Regions from separate parts of the Mus musculus genome. Here region 2 is linked to region 1. Evidence: chromatin loops called from intact Hi-C (ENCODE). Cell type or tissue: heart. All regions are shown on one strand. Each heading gives the region's core, and the rest is flanking DNA. Links, peaks and the distances in the headings are about the cores only.

What was found. Peaks named below come from ENCODE experiments on the same cell type or tissue, not always from the same donor. Only the 100,000 strongest peaks of a DNase experiment are listed, where the experiment ranks them.
Region 2: it touches region 1 in a loop (2.0-fold over the local background); 7 of 42 quality-filtered maps call a loop at or near these places.

The regions. Positions count from the first base shown.
Region 1 is chr3:96,700,273-96,708,596 of GRCm38, forward strand. It overlaps Pias3 (protein inhibitor of activated STAT 3), which reads left to right. Exons shown (of 14, transcript NM_001165949.1): 5 at 217-307; 6 at 1,014-1,148; 7 at 1,344-1,449; 8 at 1,902-1,975; 9 at 2,085-2,245; 10 at 3,254-3,387; 11 at 3,467-3,635; 12 at 3,787-3,920; 13 at 4,077-4,114; 14 at 4,577-5,798. The coding sequence ends at 4,843. It overlaps Nudt17 (nudix (nucleoside diphosphate linked moiety X)-type motif 17), which reads right to left and starts at 8,288. Exons shown (of 8, transcript NM_030094.1): 1 at 8,056-8,288; 2 at 7,720-7,903; 3 at 7,512-7,537; 4 at 7,286-7,378; 5 at 6,930-7,028; 6 at 6,638-6,774; 7 at 6,096-6,256; 8 at 5,620-5,971. The coding sequence starts at 8,247. The coding sequence ends at 6,097. In heart, for the core only: CTCF peaks have their summits at 314 (motif pointing left) and 4,715 (motif pointing left); DNase peaks (open chromatin) are centred at 4,709, 6,929 and 7,889; H3K4me3 peaks cover 712 bases; H3K27ac peaks cover 309 bases.
Region 2 is chr3:96,641,849-96,650,172 of GRCm38, forward strand. It overlaps Pex11b (peroxisomal biogenesis factor 11 beta), which reads left to right. Exons shown (of 4, transcript NM_011069.3): 4 at 1,727-3,533. The coding sequence ends at 2,132. Itga10 (integrin, alpha 10) reads left to right here and starts at 3,736. Exons shown (of 30, transcript NM_001302471.1): 1 at 3,736-3,838; 2 at 5,232-5,343; 3 at 5,521-5,630; 4 at 5,778-5,869; 5 at 6,250-6,364; 6 at 7,184-7,311; 7 at 7,725-7,873. The coding sequence starts at 3,787. In heart, for the core only: CTCF peaks have their summits at 1,083 (motif pointing left) and 3,557 (motif pointing right); a DNase peak (open chromatin) is centred at 3,693; H3K4me3 peaks cover 373 bases.

The sequences.
Region 1 (8,324 bases), core at 118-8,117:
ATTGCGTCTTATTAAGGGCGGGTGCTGGACAAGGGGGGGGGGCATCCTCCTCCTCCCCAGCCCCAGTCCACTCTGGCCCGAGACTTTTCTGGATGCTGATGGCTACAAATAACTATGACTGATTTTCTTTTTTCCTTTTTTTCTGGAGTTTTCTTTAGTGCTAGATTCACCTCAGAAAACTGCCACTTACCCCACTCATCTGTCCTTTCTCGCCAGATTCTGTCTCTGTGAGACCAGCTGCCCTCAGGAGGACTATTTCCCCCCTAACCTCTTTGTTAAGGTTAATGGGAAACTCTGCCCCCTGCCGGTAGGTAAAGAGTCTTTCCCTTTGGCAGCGGATAAATGTTAAGTAAAAACCTCTTATGAAAAGAACTGCTTAGAGTAGTGCCTGGCACGTAGTAGTTGCTCAGTTTATTGAGGAAATCAGTATAATCTAGAGATTATTAAAATAGGGCTGACGAGTAGGTCGACCGTGCTCCTGTGATAGGCCACCTATCTAAGAGTATATAGATAATACAAACTGTACTTGATATGTTAATAAGAGGGAGGCGGCTCAAAGTTGGGTGCATGGAAAAGAGAGGTGGCTCTGGGATGAATTGAGGACCGGGTGAATAGGATCAAAACACACTGTATGATACTCTCAAAGAATAAAAAAATATGAGTGAAATAAAATAGGACTGAATAATTTTTGTCAGAACCCAGGAGAGGGACACCAGTTTAATACAAAGGTTTAGAAAAGACCTCTAAAAGGTGACAGCAGATGAAGTGGACCCATGGGACTCAGTGACTGGGTTCCTAGTTCCTTGGTCAATAAACTCCCCCTTTTACCCCTCAAGTGAACCCCTTACACAGCCTGGCCCCATGAGGGCCTTGTTGTGCAGCAGATTCCTATTCATTTGCTAGTGTGTGAGCTGACCTCCCCCCCAGAGAGTAATCTGAGACCAGAATTCTGTTGTTAGAGTTGAACCCCTCCCAGTGCTCCCTCTCCACTAACAAATCCCTCCTTTCCTCAGGGTTACCTCCCTCCAACCAAGAATGGAGCTGAGCCCAAGAGGCCCAGCCGTCCGATCAACATCACACCCTTGGCTCGACTCTCAGCCACTGTCCCCAACACCATCGTAGTTAATTGGTCATCTGAGTTTGGACGGGTGAGCATATCTGAGGCTGTAAGGCCCGCAGAGAGGCTACAGGGAGCCATCTAGTTTTGGGTTGGGGATTCATCTTGCTCTTCGTAGGCCTCTCTGATAAAGGCTACCATCTCTGGTCTCTGCGAGACAAAGGCTATGGGGAAAGAGGCGGCTTGGGAAGCAGAAGCTAATGGTCCCTCTCCCTTCCCCAAGTAGAATTACTCCTTGTCCGTGTACCTGGTGAGGCAATTGACTGCAGGGACCCTTCTACAAAAACTCAGAGCCAAGGGGATCCGGAATCCAGACCATTCCCGGGCACTGAGTGAGTTACCGTTCTTTCCTCCTTCCGCTTGGGCTCAGGGCTTCCTGCCGTCCTCCAGGCTTTATCAGGAACAGCTCTTTCATATGGTCTCCCTGGTTTTCTCCTCAGTCTCAGCTGAGGAGTGGGAAGAGCTTGCATTGCCAATCACACAACAGCTTTGTATCTCAAAGGCTCTAATCCCACCCTACTAAGATCTGAGTTCTCTGTACTGAAAAGCCCTGATGTTCATTCCATCTGATCTTCCCATGATGCTTCCCTCCCATCTAGATCATCCCTAATGTAGCCCATGGTTTACCTTGCATTGTCTAAGCATCTTCAGGGACGCAGACATCTCTTCTCCACTCCTGTGATATACCATGAGTCCCCGCCTCTACCCAGCTGCTGTCAGCTGGGGCTGTCTGCTGCCAGGCTGCTGCTGGCCTTGCTGACCCCTAGCCCTGCTCTTGTTTTAGTCAAGGAGAAACTGACTGCTGACCCCGACAGTGAAGTGGCTACTACAAGTCTCCGGGTGTCACTCATGTGCCCGGTGGGTACGAGGCGGGATAGGAAGTGGGAGGGGGGTTGGGTTACATTCTGAAGAGGGTTTCTCTGGATACTAGAGCAAGGTTTGCTAGCGTGAACTCTCCTCTCCTCAGCTAGGGAAGATGCGCCTGACTGTCCCGTGTCGTGCCCTCACCTGTGCCCATCTGCAGAGTTTCGATGCTGCCCTTTATCTACAGATGAATGAGAAGAAGCCGACATGGACGTGTCCTGTGTGTGACAAGAAGGCTCCCTATGAGTCGCTGATTATTGATGGGTAGGGCTCTTCAGCTTCCCTCTCTCCTAGGACGGTCACTAAGGCCTCCCTCCCCTCTTTATGGCTTACTTCCCATAAATCACAGCTTTCACCCCCTCCATCTCCTCTACCATCCACCATGTGTGTGACATTAAGGACTTCAGCACCCTGAATGCATTTTCTCATCAGTCCTCATGATAGCCCCACGACATAGGTGCCGTCACGATCGATGAGGAAAGGAACCTAGGGCAGAAGGTCACATGAGTAGGTGACAGAGCAGTGCATTGAATTGTTCCACGGCATTGCTGACAACTACCCGACCTTCCCACAGAGCATAGTGGCTGGGCTCCTCTTCATTTTTCCTATTACAAAAGCATTTATTAGATTGATGAAATAAGGATTTTTTTTTTTGTTGTTTTGTTTTTGAGGTCCTGGATGTACTTATATAGCTAGACTTTCACCCTAGCCTAATAAGCAAGTGATATTCTTGGTCCTAAGTGACCTTAGTTCCCTTCCCCTTCCTCTACTAGGGTTCACACATTCTCTCTTAGGAAGGTTTAACCCTGGGCCTGAGCTTGCTTGCTTTTTCTTTTTCTTTTCTTCTTCTTCTTTTTTTTTTTTTTTTTTTTTTTTTTTTTGGTTGGTTTTGTTTTTTCGAAACAGAGTTTCTCTGTGTAGCCCTGGCTGTCCTGGAACTCACTCTGTAGACCAGGCTGGCCTCGAACTCAGAAATTTGCCTGCCTCTGCCTCCCAAGTGCTGGGATTAAAGGCGGGGCCTGAGCTTTCTGAAGCTCTCTTACATCCTTTCTCCCCCACAGTGCTAGGGATCAGACTCAGCCTGCAGGCTAAGCAGGTGCTCTGTTACTGAGCTACAGTCCCAGCTGTATTCTATCCCAGCAGCAGCTCAGGGAGGTCCAGGAGGGTGGGTGATGCAGATGAGGTGACTAAAGCATAGGAAGTGAGTGTCAGAACACCGTGGGTGGCTCCAGCCGCGTCCAGCCTCGTGAATCCACATGTCCTCCTCCCTAGTTTATTCATGGAAATTCTTAATTCCTGTTCGGATTGTGATGAGATCCAGTTCATGGAAGATGGATCCTGGTGTCCGATGAAACCCAAGAAGGAGGCATCAGAGGTTTGCCCCCCGCCAGGGTATGGGCTGGATGGTGAGTGACCCCCTGCTCCCCAATTGAGCTAAGTCATGGCTGGCCCTTTCTCTGAGACAGCCTTCTTAACCACCCACAGGTCTCCAGTACAGCGCAGTCCAGGAGGGAATTCAGCCAGAGAGTAAGAAGAGGGTCGAAGTCATTGACTTGACCATCGAAAGCTCATCAGATGAGGAGGATTTGCCCCCCACCAAGAAGCACTGCCCTGTCACCTCAGCGGCCATTCCAGCCCTTCCTGGAAGCAAAGGGTATGAGAAAGGTTGCTCCCATAGCAGAGGGACAGAAGTCAGAACTGCCTTCTGGCCACAGGTCGAGCTTTGGGACAGGGAAGAGCAGGCGGAGTGGGACGTGGGGCATCTGCGCTTGGCTAGCTCTCCGGCTCTTTCTCTCCACTCACAGAGCCCTGACCTCTGGTCACCAGCCATCCTCGGTGCTGCGGAGCCCTGCAATGGGCACACTGGGCAGTGACTTCCTGTCTAGTCTCCCGCTACATGAGTACCCACCTGCCTTCCCACTGGGGGCTGACATCCAAGGTAGAACACTGACCCTAAGGTGGAGGGGAGGGTCGTTCCCTGTCACCCTCTCCAGACCTGTTTCTTTGCCGAGCCCCAGGGACAGGGGGATTTTTTTTTCCCCTTGTGGTGAAGGAGTCAGAAGGGAGTTGATTTTGATTTTTCTTTTCCTACCAGGTTTAGATTTATTTTCTTTCCTTCAGACTGAGAGTCAGGTAAGTGGCCATGTTTAGGAAGATCCAAGATCTCGGAAGAGTCCATTCTAGACACATGATGTGCTCTTCCCCTGCCCAGTGTCCCTAGGGATTTAAAAATGCTTTCCTGTGAGGGGAGAACATGGTCCTTTCCCTGCCCCCGTCACTCCATAGTCACACCTGTGATTTCGTAGCCCCACTCTTCCTGCTCACTCACCCCCACACGGACTCAGAACCTTCCCTAGTGGATGTTCCACACATTTCAGACACCCACAAGGCCAAGAACTGGATGTCTGAAGGGGCTGTCTCAAGGCAAGGCACAGGAGAAGGGTCTGGGGGAGTAGGGTGGAGGCAGAGGTTCCCAGCTTTTCTTCTCAAGAATGCTGTATGATCCCTGAGGGCTGGTACCCCACGAGGTGGTTCTGAGGTGAGTGAGGTGCTGAGTCAAGACAACACGTCAAGCTGTGCCCTTCATCTCTCCAGCACTACGGCCCTTCAGTTATCACTTCGCTAGATGAACAGGACACCCTTGGCCACTTCTTCCAGTACCGGGGAACCCCTTCCCACTTCCTGGGCCCACTGGCCCCCACACTGGGGAGCTCTCACCGCAGCTCCACTCCAGCGCCCCCTCCTGGTCGTGTCAGCAGCATTGTGGCTCCTGGGAGCTCCTTGAGGGAAGGGCATGGAGGACCCCTGCCTTCAGGTCCCTCTTTGACTGGCTGTCGGTCAGACGTCATTTCCTTGGACTGAGCTTTTTGGATTATGAAATCAATCTCCATTGGCCCCAGCACTGAGCAGATCACGTTGTGGGTTCCGAACCCCTGGCTGCTCTGATCCCTCAGGGGTCATTGGCCAAAGGCCAGGCCAGAGCTTCATGGATACCTGCTTTTGGCCTTATCGCTGCCTAACAGGCCAGTACTCACAGGGTTAACATTTAACCTTTTTATGGTGGCACATTCCTCTGGGTATGGTAACCTAGGCAGTGGGAGGCAGATGGGATAGGGACTGAGGGATGAGGGGGTCCTTAGCCTTTACCAGATCTTCAGCCTCTTGGGGAAAGGCACTTTCCTGCCTCCTCTCCCAAGACTCTCCGTTCCCTACCCAAACCCAAATATCTGGTCTTTGACATCCATTCCGTTCTCTTTGACCATACAGTCGGGCGACAGGTCAGAGATGGACAGAGAACTCTATTTTGGATTGCAGATTTCTTTTTTGTACATAAATAAGAAAACTCCAAAGCATCCAAAGATGAAATCCCTTGCCTTTCACTCCCCAGTGTGACTCGAGGAGGAAACAAGGCCTTAGTTGTGATTCCCAGGGGCTGGGGAGCAAGGCGTGGCCTGTCTGCTGCCTGGGTCTCTATTTATATATTTAAGTTCACAATGTTTTTATGCTAAACAGCCAAGGGGCGAAGCGTCTAGTGGCCTGTGTTCAGGCCTGGATTACTCTTGCACCTTTTGTGGGACATGGGGGCTCTGTGTTCTCCTCCCCAATACTCAGGCCCCTTCCTTCAGGGCCAAGGCCCTGTGATGTGATTTTACTTTTATTCCCAAAGTTGTAGCAGAGTTCTCGCCTACAATAAAGGTTGTGAATGTTCTGTGAGCGTCATGGAGGGGAAGGGATGTTGTACCTCGCTTTCCAGACCCAGGGTTTGTGGGGCAGAGGGTCCATGTTCCATCCTTTCACTTAAAAAAAAAAAAAGAACATTTAAAGTGTTTATTACTGTGTATGCGGGCACGTGCACCATGGTTTTGCACGTGGAAGTCAGAGGGCAGCTTTATGGAGTAGGGCCTCTCCTTCCATCTCGAAGGACATCCCAGGTCTTGGGTTGACAGGCTTCCTTTGCTGGTCTGTGGTCTGTGTGGACGTCACTTTTACCTGGGAGGGAGTGTGGGCATTCGCACAAGCATAGCCAAGAGCAGTTGCTTTCTCTTTGTTTCTTTGATGTCCCTAAAAACATCATCTGGTACCAAGACTATGCTACCCGCAAGTCGGTCCTTACCTCATCTGCCCAGATGTTGCAACCAGAGCTGGAGGGCAAACTTGGTTCCAGCGCCGATCCTCTCTTTGTCCTCCTCTGCTGTGGTTGGGGTTGTCCGCATGAGTGTGGGCATGGGCAGGACCAGAGGTTGGGTTCCTCCATCGTCCTTCAGTTCGGTTGCACTGGATTATAACAGTTTCTGTCTGGGTTGTGCCTTGTAGCTTACAACGAACTTTAGTATATTGAGCCGTTTAATCCTCCCAAGTATTGCAGAAGGCAAGTGAGTGTTAACCTCACTTGACAGAAAGGAAACACATTCAAGGAGGTTTAAGCGACTCTGTCCTATGGGAGAGTAAGGGCTTAAACCAAGGTCTTCAATGCTAGCTAGTAGTCGGAGCACAAACCCTTAACATTTAGTCTTTGATCTCAGATGGTCTTTTGATTTATCAGTAGACAAACTCATTCCCTAAATCTCTTTCACAACACGAAACTCTAAACTGCACCCTCCCACGCATGCTTATGTATGTATGTCATATGCTGATAGCTAAAGGAAAAGTTCTCACCAGACAGAGAGTGGTAGGTCCTGGGAGAAAAGTCCGGGTGTCCTTGTCCCATCCTCTGTGGCAACCACAGCTGCCGCTACATCTGGTCCCAGCCACATAAAAGCATTCACCTCATTTGGGTTTACTTGGATCCTGGCCTGGGGTCAGACATGTTGATTCTTCACTTAAGGGAGAGGCCACAGGTGGGGAGGAGGCAGGCGCAGGGCAGGGCAGCTTGGTGCTTGATTCCCTCCCCTTCTACTCACAGTCACAGCCAGGCCAGATGTCCCGTCTTCCCTACCGCCAAGCCTACCTGGAGCTGCTCCTGGGACTCCTGGGAGATCACGAGTACGTAGAGAATGAGGTGATGGTATTTGGGGAAGCCCCAGCTCAGCCTAGGAGGGTAGGCAGACTGAAGAAGAAAAAGATCAACAAGAGCAGACAAAGCCAATATAGCATATTGAGAAACCGACTATCTTTGAGACTTTGTTAAGAGGCTTTAGGAAGACAAAATGCTGGTCCAAAGCCAAAGCAGTGGGTGGTAGGTGACAGGTAAGGGGGACATGAGTGAGAGCTATGACTTGGGGACTCCAGTCCATCCACACTTTTTCCCAGTGCCCAAGGCAGGCAAGGATTATTCAATGGGCTTTGGGGGTCGTTCTGTCTCACCTCCCATAACCCCAGAAGGACACAAGAAAACTGGTTCTTGGGCAGCTGTAGTCCACACTCTTCCCAGAGCTCTCGAAATCCACACTCCAGTATCTGGAAGTCAAAGGGAGCCGGTCAGAGTATCCAAAGCTCAACCTACCAAGTCCTTTTCTTTGTCCCTCCCTCCCTCAGCCCACACCCAAGGTGACTCCACTCAGGTTTCTTGGTTGGGTCGGCAGGCCGGTACCTCCTCATCAGGTTCCATGTGCCCACCTGCAAGAGGAGTGGGCCCAATGTGAACGGTTGTTGTCTTCCACCAGGGACCCCATTCTCCAGTGGGCAGAGGAAGTCTGTTATGGACACAGACGTTGGGTCACCACTGTATGAAACTGCCCAATAACATTGTGGAGGGAAAGGGCACCTGTCTCCCATAGACCCTGTTCGTAGGTGCTCACCTGGAGGGACCCACAGATTGGGGGAAATGCGGAGAGTGCATGTCCTTCGGGTCAACAGTACAGTCTGGTCACTGGACTGAAGAATGACCGCCACACCCAGATCCACACCTCTATTTGTGAGCGGCTCTGTCTTGGAGACCTCAGGCTGCTGGTCCAGAGCCGCAAAAGGGCAGAAAAGAGGTCTCTGACAAGAGGGGTTTGGCCGGGCTAAGACTTCGGAAGCAGGATGGCACTTCCATAAATTAAGGGTGCCCACGGTGGGAGCTGGCCTGTCGCCACTCGCCCCGTCCCATCCCCAAACTGCCTTCACGTTCCCTGCTGGTTCCCTGTCCCAACCTGGATTGGAAGCCTCTCCGAAGCGCCGGGGAATGGATTGCTAGAGAGGACAAGCTGTCCTCGCTCCAAGCTGCAATGCGTGTGCCACGGCCCGGGTCTCTGCCCCGCACCCAGGAGTCCACACACGCTCTGTGTGAAGCTCACTGACTCCAGGCGCCCGGCGAGGCGCAACAGCAACCGTGCGGCAGCCATCGCGCAGCTCTGGTCACCGCGCAGCTCTGGCCACCGCTTGCCTGGCGCCCCCTGGTGGCCCAGCTCGCGGAGGCGTG
Region 2 (8,324 bases), core at 286-8,285, 58 kb before region 1:
CACATAAGCACATTGTAGACTGGCAGGAAAGTTGCTTTTTCTTTATTATTTCAGAGATATAATTATATGAATTTAAGCATACAGTGTGGTGTTTTGTATATGTATATGGTGAGGTGATCACCAGAGTCAGGAGTGCAGCATCCTTCTAATGGGGTGGGAGAGATGACACAGCAATTAGGAATACTAGCTCTTCTTCCAGAGGGGACCGGCTCAACCCCAGTGTTTCTCCAGTTCCAGCTGGTCTCATGCCCTCTTCTGGCCTTCTTGGGTGGCAGGCATGCACATAGTGCACAGACATACATGCAGGCAAAAAACCCATATACATAGTATAAATATTTTAAAAATGCTCATAACCTCATGGTGACATCTTTTTAATGATAAGAACATGTGCTGAGATCAATCGATGACCCATTTAGCAACTTTCAAGTCCATGATTATATTAACTGTTATTATGTTAACTGATATATTAACTGTAGTCACCACATTAGATATATAGAACGAACTGAATGTTTGTCCCATTAGCTAAGGTCTTCCTGTTTCTTGTCCCCTCCAATCCTGGCAACCACAGTTTTATTCCATACTTTGGTAAGTTAGGCTGTTTAGATTTAACTCATAAGTGAGATCGTGAGTCTTTCTGTATCAGATGTATTGAACCTATTATGTTGTCAAGAAAGGACAGTTCTTTTCTGGTGTTGCTGATATTGAAACCAGGACTTGTGCATGGAAGGCATGTACTCTTACCAGTGAGCGACATTCCCACTTCTAGGGGTTCCCACTTTTAAGAGTTATTTATTTATTATGTATACAATGTTCTGGTTGCATACCAGAAGAGTGCACCAAATCTCATTATAGATGGTTGTAAACTACCATGTGGTTGCTAGAAACTGAACTCAGGACCTCAGGAAGAGAAGTGTTCTTAACCACTGAGCCATCTCTCCAGTCCAAGATATATGTTTTTTTAAACTTTTTTAAAAAGTGATTTATCGGGCTGGGCAAGATGGCTCAGTGGATGAGAGCACTGATTGCTTTTCTGAAGGTCCTGCGTTCAAATCCCAACGACCACATAGTGGCTCACAACCACCTGTAATGAGATCTGATGCCCTCTACTGGTGTGTCTGAAGACAGCTACATTGTACTTATGTATAATAAATAAATAAATAAATAAATAAATAAATAAATAAATAAATCTATCTTTGCGCCAGAGTGAGCAGTGACTGAGCGAGCAGAGTTGATAGGAGCAAGCGCCCACCAGAGCAAGCAGGGTTGATCAAAGCAAGCAGAAGTCCTAAATTCAATTCCCAACAACCACATGAAGGCTCACAACCATCTGTACAGCTACAGTGCACTCATATACATAAAATAATAAATAAATAAAGCTTTAAAAGTAGTGATTTATCTATTCATCTTCTTATATGTAGTTTAATATATTAGGTTGTTTATATTGGGTATGTGGGTACATGTAAGTACATTAATGTGTCTGTGGAAGTCAGAGGACAACTTGGGGAAGTCAGTTGTTCTGTGGATCAAACTTAGATCTTCAGGCTGGATGGCAAGTGCCTTTACCGACTAAGCTATCTCTTCAGCCCCAGCGTGGACATTTCTAGTAGTGGAGTATAGCAATCACTTCTGGTGTTCTAATGTGGAATCCCATTCCAGTCTATGAGAAGAATTGTTCAGTAGACATTTGTGCTCTTTCTAACTCACATATTTTCCCTGTGTGTCTCAGATACTATCTGTTTTCCCTCATCATGAATCTGAGCCGTGATGCTTATGAGATTCGCCTATTGATGGAACAAGAGACTTCAGCTTACAGCAGGCGAATGAAGGTTTCTGGAGTAGGAGTCTCAGGAGGAGTAGAAACTGTGGGACCTGGAGGACCAGGGACTCCAGGAGGAAGTCTGCCACAACTGGCTTTGAAGTTTCGGCTCCGAATCCTGCTACTGGCTCGTGTCCTTCGAGGTCATCCCCCTCTCTTGCTGGATGTGCTCAGAAATGCCTGTGACCTTTTCATCCCACTGGACAAACTAGGCCTCTGGCGTTGTGGCCCTGGGATTGTGGGGCTGTGTGGCCTCATATCCTCCATTCTGTCTATTCTCACCCTAATCTGTCCCTGGCTACGACTCAAGCCCTGACTGACACTGTGGTACAAGATAAGGAGGGAGCCCAGGTGGGTGAGATGGAAGCTGAGATGGTCACTGTGTGCCAACCTCATTGTAATTCAACTCCTTGACTGAAGTTAAAATCCAGATCCTTAGGGATGAGGGGAAGAACCTGCCAAAGACGGGTCAGGAAGGCAGTGCTAAGGGAAGGCTCCTGCAGGCCTCTGCAGTTGGGCTTCATTCAGTCCCATTGCCAGAATCTCATAGCTCTTCCCTTTATCTCTCTGTCTTGAGTCTAGTTAAGAATTTGTTACCGTGAGACAGAATTCTCTTTCTTAGCCTCCTGGCCAGATATTTAAAAGGAGGGGGGTGGGTTACTTTTTGGTAGGGGAAGCTTAAGTTATGGATAGCAAAGTGCTAATTGTATTCTTTTTTTCTGAAACCTCATGTAGCATTTTTCTTCCCTTCCACCCTCCATACTTTCCCAGGCTTCATTTCATGCCCGGCGTCTCTTCGCTCACACCGCTGCAGGCTGTTTGAGGCTTCTCCCCTGGGTCTGCCTCAGCAGACTGCCTCCACACTTTCCAGTTTCTGCGTACACGTTGATATTAGAGTTTCCTTCCGCACTTGGCTCTTGCTCTTTCTCTGACTACCCAGGCTGATGCCATGTCTGGCCTCTTCCTGTAAATACTGTACAATGATTCTATGTAAATAACTGGTCCTTGCCCACAGAGCAAGCAAGCCTTCTAGGCTAACAAATTAAAGATCAGTTTGCTCACTGACTTTTTTATTCAATTCAAGATGGCGGGGGTGGGGTGGGGGGACGGATTGCCTGTTTTCACTGTGGTACCTAGGCAGGGCTGAAGCTCTGAGCTCCCCTGCTTTAGGCTTCTGAGTAGCCTACAGTGAGTGTTACTGTGTCCAGCTGCTCGTTGACATCTGGTCTCTCATGGTCTGGTCATTGTAAGCCTTAGCTCTCTGACTGTGGATGGCTTTCCTTGGCGTTAGCAGCTAACATGGTTACAGGATTTCACTGAAAATTTAAATGTTGGGGGAAAGGTGCGGACACACCATAATGGTCCCAATTCAAAACAATCCGTGAACAGCCTCAAGTTAGGGGTGAGATGTTTTCAACCAAAGTAATTATCTTGACACCACAAAGCACACCTGTCTACAGGCAGTGACTCCCCAAAAGCTATTAGACACACACAAGCATGACCATAACTCAGTGGATTGGCAAGGTCACACAGTAGGACTGCCCTTCACACAGTAGGTAGGAAAATGCTGCTGTCACTGCTGTCAGCTGTTATTTTGCATATCCCATGTTAAGATTAATAAGGCAAAAAATATTGTCTCTAAGTCCTACTTTCTGTTCCAAACTGGAGGAAATTATTGAATAAATAAACCGTGCATAAAAGTAGCCTCAGAAAGGGTCAAAATTTGTGTTTTCTTTGAATATTAGCTGAGGCCTCCAGGGGGCAGCACCAAGGTAGAGAGCTGGACTAAGGCTGCTCTGTGTTCCTGTCCTGGGCTCCCCACAGCTCCCTTCCACCACCACTCCCATTCCATCCAACTTTATTTTTAGCTGCCAGTGGGAGGGGGCAGGATAGGAGGGAAAGTAACGAAAACAGCCAAGGAGAGGGACAGAGCGACTCAGAGCCTCTCGGACTGGACCGGACAAGCGCCCATGGAGTCTCTCTCCATCCCTCACCTGCTCCTGCCCCTGGCGTTGCTGACAGGTGAGGGAAGCAAACTTGGTTTCTGCTGGGAATGGAAGTTATGTGGATTGTTTATAATTGGGACCATTATGGCTAAAATTCTTCGGGCGCTCAGGTCGGAGGTTAATACCGATGCTATATTTCCTGTGTGCACTCATGTTCTTAGACACCCAAATGGCAGTGGCCAAAACTTCCTCTGGCTTGTACCTCATTATCTAAACCTTTGTACCTAATTATCTAAAACCTTTGTCCTAAACTCCACAGACATGAGGGCACAGAAAAGAGACGTGTCTCTCATCTTCCATTCGGTTACACTGATTCCTACCTTCCCTGCTTCTCCCTGCCATTGGTGCTCCTTGGTGCCTGAGGCATAATTGCCTTACTATGTGGTCAGAACTCTGGGTTCGCCTAACGACCGAGCTACAGTTTCTGGTCTCATAGCCCTGCCAATTTCCTGGATTAAAAAAAAAAGGCTCACATATAAAATACCTTTTCTGAAAATGAGCACAGTGTGAGTTGAAGTTAGATTTTGGGGGATGGAGGGTTGCTTGGATGCAAAGAGCAAGACAGTAGAGAAGAGAATCATGGGAGGGATAAGAGGCTTGGAATTTTTCCCTGCTAGTGCCCTATAATCTTTGTTTCCTAAAATAACAGCTCTGATTTTATGGGAATTGGGGTCAGGAGAAAGGAATCAGTAGGGCACAGATGGGGACCCCAAGCGTGGACTAAAGTTTGAGGAAACTATGGGAGTAGGCAAGGGGTGTTTGTAAGGTGGATGAGATGAGGAGATTGTGGTGGGGGGGAGTCTTGGGGGTGATAGGACCCTTAACAGGGATAGATGGCAAACTGTGTGTGGGCAGGCCGGTGGTTCCACCCACTTAATTAGCGTTGAGGTTGGCAGGGCTGGAAGGAGCCAGCACTCTCAACCTTGGAGAAAGTGCAAGTGTGACAAGAAGAAACAGAAAGAGGAGACACCCGGGCAGGGAGCTCCTTGCCATCGTTTCTTCCCATGGCCCTGGCTTTGGGAAGAATTAGGAAAGGGTGGTGACTCTGCATCCTCAGAAAAGCCCTCTCTCCCTCTTTGGACTCTCGAGGCTTAGAGAGGAGAATGTGTAGGAGGAATGATGTGGAAAGAGTAACTTGACCTATCCAGATGTGTCTGTGAATGAGATTTCAGGAATGAGAATGGAAATACAGCTGTGCTTCAGCATGGCCGAGGGCCTTAGGATCCCTCACCCCCACCCCACAGGAAGAGAATCATCCAATCATCCCACCTGGGGTTCTGAGGACATGACATTGACACAGAGCAGGAGAGCTGAGATAGAAACACTCCCTCCTGTCTTGTCTCCCACTAAGCCTCACCAGTCCTTCATTAACTGATTGGTGGATGCTAATTATGATCCTCACCCCTCAGGTCTCTGCTCCTCCTTTAATCTGGATGAACACCACCCACGACTCTTCACAGGGCCACCAGAGGCCGAATTTGGATACAGTGTCTTACAGCATGTTGGGGGTGGACAGCGATGGTGAGAGGGAAAACAGAGGACCGTGGGATCGGGACTATGCACTCACTGATAAAGGGGAGGACCGGTCCAAGCTGGCCTTTGAAAGTGCCTGGGGCTCCATGACGTCTCATGCACTCTCCCTCTCACTATACTAAGGACCATGCTCACCGGATCTTTATATCCATATTCTCCTTCCAGGATGCTGGTGGGTGCCCCCTGGGATGGGCCATCAGGTGACCGGAGAGGGGATGTTTATCGTTGCTCTATAGGGGGATTCCACAGTGCTCCATGTACCAAAGGCCACCTGGGTAAGAAGAAGCCTGACCTTTCCCCTGCTAATTCCTGATGTTGACATCTAGTAACTCTGACCCCTTGGACCTTGTCAATGACCCTGAACTAAAGAAGCCGAACTATGACCCCATGACTTCATTCTCTTCTACCCTTCCTCCAACCAGGTGACTATCAACTTGGAAATTCCTCTCAGCCTGCTGTGAATATGCACCTAGGGATGTCTCTACTAGAGACAGATGCTGATGGGGGATTCATGGTGAGCTGAAAGAAGGGCCTCAGAAGGTTCACAGCAGGGAAGAGAGCATTATGGTATCTGGGCAGTGGTGGCTTGGGCCTTTCATCCCAGTGTTCTGGAGGCAGAGTCAGGCCTGATCTACAGAGTGAGCTCCAGGACAGCCAAGGCTATGCAGAGAAACCCTGTTTTGAAAAACCCAAAACCAAAACTAACCAAACAACAACAACAGAAAAAGCACCGTGGTAAGGGAAATTAGTCTGTATAGAAGAGACAAGGAATTCAAAACCCTAGAGAGCAAGGCAGGGTTCCCCATGGAGTGTTCTCCATCTCTCTTTTAACTAGGTGTGTGTTCCGAGAGGCCCTCTCAAGCCTGGGGATAACTATTTCTCCTATCCACCCAGGCCTGTGCCCCTCTTTGGTCTCGTGCCTGCGGCAGCTCTGTCTTCAGTTCTGGAATATGTGCCCGTGTGGATGCTTCATTCCGGCCCCAGGGAAGCCTGGCACCCACCGCCCAACGTGAGCCAGTGGAAGGGCCCTGGAAGCTCAGTTCCCAGATAGGGATGCTGGGTGGGAAAAACTAGGACAAAAGACTTGGTGGAGGGTCTGCATGGCTATCCTCATCATTCCCAAGTGTGCTTGCAGAAGAGGCTCCTGTTTGCTAACTGATTAGAATTCAGACTCCTTAGGAGAGCCTCAAGACACCAGGATCTGGTTTTACCAACTTAAAAACAAAACAAAACAGCATATCCTGTGCACAGCCTATCCCTCATCCATCACGTGTCCTCCATATCTTATTTTTGTGGGTCTTATAGATGCCAAGTCAGCACTCAGTTATTGGGTTCTCCCCTCATGCCTTTCATATACTTTCTTATCTACTGCCTTTTGGGAGATAGTCTTATGTAGCCCAGGCTGTCCTTGATCTTGGAATTTGCTTGCCTCAGCTTCTCAGTCTCAAGTACTGGGATAATAGGCATGCATTGTCTTGCCTGGCCTTTGCTGAACATGCCCCTCTGTGGCACATTGGTAGGGCATGAGTTCAAATACTGCCCCTCCCCCACAACACACACACAAACGAAAGTGAGGCTCTCTCAGTGTTCCATAGCACAGGGTAGTGGTAGGCCTCTCGCTAGTGCATATTTCATTCTTTTACATCTGCCCATCTCTTCTTTCTTTGATTTCCACACTGGGGACCTGGCATAGTACTTTCCTGGTAATTAAGAGAGAATTCCCTTTTAAGTGCCTGCATTGCAGCGTCCTCCTGGGACATTCTCCCTTGCTGACTACACCCCACATCCTTCCATGTTTTTGTTTCCCATCACTATGCCCCCCTTCTAGGCTGTCCCACATACATGGATGTCGTCATTGTTTTGGATGGCTCCAACAGTATCTATCCCTGGTCAGAAGTTCAGACTTTCCTTCGGAGGCTGGTAGGAAGACTGTTCATCGATCCGGAGCAGATACAGGTAAGAGAAAGATATGTGGATAGGATTGGAGGGAAAGAAGTAAACACTCCTGGACCCTTGGATGTAAGCAGCCATGTCCAGCCTCTTGATGACACCCTGGGACATTGTCTTCTACAGAACTCATGCTCAAGAACTGTGCAATTAACTTACCAAAAAGTCACAAAAATTTCATAATGTTTGAAGTAAGTTTATGATTGTGTGGGGGGCCACACTCAGAGCTTCCCTTTGCTGCTTGTAGTTGCTTGGGCAATGCATGCCATGAGCTGCAAGTTAGACACACCTGTTCACTTCCCCTTCATCGTGCTGCAGGTTGGACACACCTGTTAGGGGTTCACTTCCCCTTCATCCTTTGTGCTCCATCTTCTCTACGCTCTTCATACATCCCATGTGGGCACATGGTCTATTGTTCTCAGGTAGGACTGGTACAGTACGGGGAGAACCCTGTGCATGAGTGGTCCCTGGGAGACTTCCGAACAAAGGAAGAAGTTGTGAGAGCAGCAAGGAACCTAAGTCGGAGGGAAGGGCGAGAAACGAGAACCGCCCAAGCGATCATGGTGGCATGGTGAGACATGGTAAAGGGGTCGTGTGAGGGAGGAGGAAGGATCAGCAGGGAGAGGGAGAGGGTCTGGAGTGTAGTGTATACATCACAAGATGCTCTGGGCGCTTATCTTTATCTGCATGCCAGAAGTTCGTGGAGGAAGGCTAGGTTGCTGTCACCATACTCTCTCTTACTGTATTTGCATTTTACGGTGTCTGTGGGTGTATCTCTCCTTGTCTGTTCTGTTTCTGCACACAGAACTCCATCTTTCCTCTTCTACTCCTGCGTCAATTCTGATACCTAGCTTCTCAACCACTCACGCCCTAGTATTCTTTTCAAACATGACTCTAAACCTCTGGGGAGGCTACATGACCTGACTTGTCTTTATTCTCCAGTTCCTTGATCTTGTCAACCCAAGTGTTTGCTGAATGAATCTATAAATAAATAATGCTTGTACATATTTACACTGATGACA